Linked DNA regions of Homo sapiens: region 2 is linked to region 1. The links are chromatin loops, found by intact Hi-C in ENCODE. Cell type or tissue: heart right ventricle. All regions are shown on one strand. Links, peaks and the distances in the headings refer to the core of each region. The heading gives the core; the rest is flanking DNA.

Region 1 (2,926 bases), core at 303-2,802:
CACGCCTCTAATCCCAGCACTTTGGGAGGCTGGGGTCCTGCCCTCGAGTGGACTACTTAAGGTCAGGAGTTCGAAACCAGCCTGGCCAACATGGTGAAACCCTGTCTGTATAAAAAATATGAAAATTATCTGGCATGTTGGCATGCGCCTATAATCCCAGCTACTTGGGAGACTGAGGCAGGAGAATCTCTTGAACCCAGGAGGCTGAGGTTGCAGCAAGCCAAGATCCCATCGCTGTACTCTAGCCTAGGAGACAGAGTGAGACTCTGTCTAAAAAAAAAAAAAAAAAGAAGTCCTCAGTATGGCAAGAAGCTCCTCCCCTCAGCAGCCTGTGACCACAGACTTACTCCTTATCTACCTCTAGGTTGCTGGGAAAATAAAATAATTGATATAAATCCTAGTGGCTAGCCCACAATGAATGCAGAATAAATGTTGCTATTGTTTATAATAGAATCAGTGAGGTAATTACAGATTCTCCTTGACCATTAATTCTCAAAGGCCTTTCATTGACATTTTACTTGCTATTTTGTTTCTGTATATGTGTAAAGGTAATAAGACAGTTATGCTATAAATTGCACCATTAATACATTCCAACTAAACTTCCCTCAAATTAATACTAATTATTGATGTTTACATATAATTTCAAAGGGATTAGAGTGATGTTTGCTTTGCAATACCATTGGGAGGGAAAAATCAGTGTTTAAGTATAAATGGAGGAAGATAATATAAAGTGAAGATCAAATAATGACTTTAAGCATTTACTAAATCATGTTGTGTGCTGCTTCTTAACAATAAAAATATCGCTTACACTGGCAAACAGAAGGAAGATCCCTCTAGCCTGGTGCACCAAGTAAGGGTGGAAAAGTCAGTCTTTATACTCTCAGCGGAGCATCATGCTCATAAAAATTTTTGTAATAATATTAAATTTTTTAATTAATATTTTTTGAGATGGGATTTTACTCTGTGGCCCAGGTTGGAGTGTGGTGGTGTAATCATAGTTTGTTGCAGCCTCAACCTCAGAGGCTCAAGCAACCCTCCCACCTCAGCCTCCCAAATATCTGGAACTACAGGTGCACACCACCACATCTGGCTGAATTTTTAAATTTTTTTTACAGATAGGGTCTCACATTTTTCTGCAGGCTGGTCCTGAACTCCTAGCCTCAAGTGATCCTCCTGTCTCAGCCTCCCAAAGCACTGAGATTATAGGCGGGAACCACCATGCTCAGCCTTAAATACTAAAGTGTCCAATAATGTGAGTTTGCCCTGAAACATAGGACACATCAATCATCTTCTATTTTAAATGGTTTAAGCAAGATAGCTCACAGAAGTTGGGGGTGCTTGACTGCTTCAATATTGGCAACATGATTTATTATTTTCAAAAATTATAGGTGTTATTATCCTTTCTAGTGGAGAAATGACCCACAAATCTCCAGTTGTACAGAAATCAGTATTTCCCAAACTTTCCAAGCAGAAGAGTCACCTGCTTAAAGATACACATTCCTAGACCACTCCAGGGAATCAGGATTTCTAATAGCAGCTCTAGTAATCGGACAAGTTTGGGTAACTCTTTCCAGCACTGGTTCTTAGCACTCACCACTTGCTAGAATCTGCTGGGAAGCATGAAAAACAGCAGCAACAACAATGATAACAGATGTCCAGGCCCCATCTCCAACCAATTTAATCAGTATGCATCTCCTAAGTTGGCCTGGCCATGGATGTGTTTTCTAAAGCCACTCAGATCATGCTAATATGCAGCCAGGCCTGAGAAACACCAACTGCTTTGCCTCGGTACTCAGTGTCATTGGAACTAGCAGGACTGGCCTCTTCTGGGAGCTGGTTAGAAGTGCAGGATCTCAGGCCTGGCCCCAGGCCCTGAGATGACGATCTGCTTTTTTTTTTTTTCTGAGATGGAGTCTCACTCTTTCACCCAGGCTGGAGTGCAGTGGCGCTATCTGGGCTCACTGTAACCTCTGCCTCCCAGGTTCAAGCAATTCTCTGCCTCAGCCTCCCGAGTAGCTGGGATTACAGGTGCCTGCCACCACGCCCGGCTAATTTTTTTGTATTTTTAGTAGAGAGAGGTTTTCACCATCTTGGCTAGGCTGGTCTTGAACTCCTGACCTCATGATCCACCCGCCTCAGCCTCCCAAAGTTCTGGGATTACAGGCGTGAGCCACCTGTACCCGGCCGAACAAATTCTTTAAGAGATCTGTGTGCACACTAAAGATTCAAGTATGCATATCAAGGGAACAAAAACCTTTCCACCAAGAGGATGGATTTTTGCTCCCCTCTCCCCTCTACCTTTGCCAGCACTACCATCAAAAGCAGCTTAAAACCTTGACTGAGGTCTTTTTCTTTATACACTTAGCCATTGAAAGCCAACTGAAGAGTGATAGGGTGAGGCCCACCTATCTGTTCCAAAATCATTTAGGAAAGCATGTTAAACAGCATACACTGCTCTTACCCAATCAAATGTCTCCGCAAAATTTAATTGGCAGTTTGTTTCATGTCCAGCAATCAAAGACATTAAGGACCACTAATATTTACATCCATGAATTCATTTAGACAGTTTTCTTTAATTGATGATGAAGACACTACAATTCTAAGTACCAGACAGAATCAGGAAAAAAAAAATTGAAAATAAGCATAACACTATAAAGAAAACTTGGAAAAGTGAAACACTTCTAAATAAAAAATATATACCTGGCCTGGCACCCATTACATATATACATAATACATGTTATAAACATATATACAGTAAATGTTTTGGTAGCAATACAGACCATGCATTGGTCTTTGTGTACACAGATGAAGTAGCACCGGGGCAGCACCACCATCTTAAGATGATAAACCAAACTGCACATACATTAAATGAAAATACATATATGTTTAATTTGGCCCACCCTGTAGCCAAGAGGTGTAAGGAAAG
Region 2 (2,926 bases), core at 250-2,749, 510 kb before region 1:
TCACTATGGTTAGGATGTGCTGTTCTTCAAGCTTAAAAGTTCTTAGAGCCGAGTGGGAGGCCATGATGCAGAATAGAGTAACTATCAAAGGGCATGTCCCATTGAGATGGCATTTATAATTTTCACCAAGAGACAGGCTCCACTCTCCTCTCCATTTTCTCCTTCATGTTCTGAATTCAAACAAGAATTATAGTAAGAATATTTATCTTTCTTTAATGCAAATGTCAGTTGACAATGTGAAAGAAAGTAATTTCTATATAATGACATCCAGCTTAGTTAATCTAGTAAGCTAAGGAACCAGACAGACCCGGAAAATCCAAACTCTACTCTTTACCAGCTGTGTGACTTTGGACAAATTACTCAACATCTCTGTGCCACAGCAGCTCATTTGTAAAGTGAAAATAATGATACTTGTCTCATATGGCTGTGGTGAGTATTAAATAACTAGCAGACCTGTGCTTGGCACAGAAGTTGGCACATCCTAAGTGATCAATAAATGTAAGCTATCAGTATTATTATTTTGGAATTTATATGTGATTTTGATTATTAGAGTCAGTAGTGCTAGAACAAGCCAGTAATGCTTACCTTTTTAAGGAACTTAGAATATTTCAGCAATAGGAATTTCTTAATCCTAAGTGATTTTCATTTAATTGTGAAATATGAACTTGTTTTTTTCCAGTGGAATGCAATTAAAATTCACATTATAAACATATTTTTTTTTGTTCAGGGCTTAATAAAAATCTTCCTAGTGTTATAAATCTCACCTTGGAATTTCGAGTTCCAATTTGCACAAACCAATCAAAAAGCAATTATCATAAACAGCCAATCAACAGTACGAACTAAAATAAATCACCTATCACCCAGTTATGAGTGGGTGATAGATAATTTTCTCTAAAAAAGTCTTGCATTTATTTTTATCATTCTGTTATAAGATAAAGCAGTTACAACAAAATGTAGAGTGTAGATAGAATATTTTCCTAATATTCACTAAAATAAAATAACAAAGAAGCATTTTGATATTTCGTATGTGCTTCATTTGCAGTAAAAGCTCAGTTATTTTTAATATACCATCTCTGGCTTGCTAGAATGTTTCCAAAATTGTTATCTCCAGAATTTTCAATAAGAGCTTTGACACAACTGAGATGTATATCTGAATTTTTTTTTCTTGTCTGGAACATAAGAGAAACACACTGTTTATTCAAAGAACAAATAAGTGAATGAGTGAATGAATGAGTACTTTCTTCTAATGTTTAAGGCCTGTTTAAGTTTCAAAATTGTCACCTTCCTAATTCTTGCCCACAAGTGGTCCCAGAGACATAAAATGTTTTCATGCTCGAGGGAAAAAGAAAAGATAACTTTTTAAAAATAATCTACGCAGATCCACACTGCAGTGGTCATCAGAACATAGGCATTCTCCGAGGCCACCTTTTCCCATCCTCTTCCTTCACTCCCCACCTCCTGCAGGCCTCAGCTATGTTGTGCTACCTTCCTTTCCTTCCTCTTCCTCAAGGGGGCGCTCCAGACTCTAGACGGCTCAGCTTCAGCTTCACCTCCATACAACACCCCGAGTCTTCACCATCTTCTAATTACGCTGTCTGGAATGACTGAAAAAAAACTCTATATGCAACCCCAAAGTCACACCATAGGAGGAAACATTCAGAAGTACATACATGATACAATTTGGCATGAAGTGAATGGCAGTGGCTGAGGGTGTGGGGGGTAGATTATGATACAGTCAGCATTTCCTCAGTGTCTCTCTGCGGTATTTAAATATATAGTTTGTTCCATTTTCTTCACTTAAATATTTCACCCCTTAGCTAGTTGTTACGTATATTTTATTTATTCATCTCGATAAAGGATAGGATCCTCAGGCCGACATTTCCTTTAATAATAATAAAAGGGCTGGGGCTTGTTACCTCACTCCTGGTGCTCTCTCTAGAGGTTCCTTACACAAAGGACAAAAATGGCCAAGTGGAAAATGAAGTGCAGTTTACCGGAGTTACTGAACACTCTATAACGCTCCTCATGCAGGGCTTCTCTGGAAACCACTGCTGAATTGCAGGACTCAGGCTGAATTTCAAAGAGCTGTTTTTCACCGTGTCTGTGAATCTAGGATGGCTGTCCTGTGGGTGAGGCTCTGGGTCCAGTTACAGAGTGAGTCACATGGATAAAGATGGCGAGCCTGGCCTAGGGCCCATGTCCTGCCCCTGGAGCACCTAGGGCGGGGAGGGAGGGAAGCAGAGGGCACTTACAGCCCAGATGTTTGAAGTGATGAGAGACTTGCCTGGTGTATCTCCTGATACTGACAGCGTAACAGTCCTTCCAGAAACCTGGGTTTGTGCCCATAAAACTTTCTCCATAGGCAAGAATAGCCAGATGAGATTGGAGAGGGGCATCCTTCCCTCCCAGCTTACAATTGTCGACTGCTTACCAAGTGTCAAGCATTACTCTAATCAATATATCTACATTGCTTCATTTAATTTTCATAACAATCCTGATAGATAAATACTACTATTGTGTCCATTTTACAGATGCAGAAGTTGAGATTTAGGGGAGTTAAAAAACTTGACTAGAGTCGTAAAGCTGCCAGCAAACAGAACTGGCTTTCTCATCCAAGTCTGACTGGTGGAGTCTGCCACTTCTAGACATTATGCTAGATACCCTGTTTGGCAAATGGTTGTCAAGTATCTATGTTCCATGTGAACTCATTTTGAAAATTTCCACTGTGTCTACCCTGGCAAATCTACTGCTTTATTTCATCATTCAACAAATAAATTTATTAAAGACCTCCTCTTTGCCAATTACCATGTGAGGCCCTGGGGAACCAAGATTGAGCAAGAGAGAAAAGGGCCCTGTCCACGTTGAAGCATGCCCATCTGGGAAGATGGAAAACCCAATCAAATAAAATGATAGTGTCTAACAATAC

What was found. Peaks named below come from ENCODE experiments on the same cell type or tissue, not always from the same donor. Only the 100,000 strongest peaks of a DNase experiment are listed, where the experiment ranks them.
Region 2: it touches region 1 in a loop (2.9-fold over the local background); 9 of 110 quality-filtered maps call a loop at or near these places.

Annotation. Positions count from the first base shown.
Region 1 is chr2:226,728,847-226,731,772 of GRCh38, forward strand. IRS1 (insulin receptor substrate 1) reads right to left here. Exons shown (of 2, transcript NM_005544.3): 2 at 2,466-2,926. Among named protein-coding and RNA genes, the nearest start is that of IRS1, 70 kb to the right of the region's middle. In heart right ventricle, for the core only: a CTCF peak has its summit at 1,816 (motif pointing left); no DNase peak of the experiment used is centred there; H3K27ac peaks cover 336 bases.
Region 2 is chr2:226,214,599-226,217,524 of GRCh38, forward strand. No RefSeq gene overlaps it. Among named protein-coding and RNA genes, the nearest start is that of MIR5702, 440 kb to the right of the region's middle. In heart right ventricle, for the core only: a CTCF peak has its summit at 1,512 (motif pointing right); a DNase peak (open chromatin) is centred at 1,510.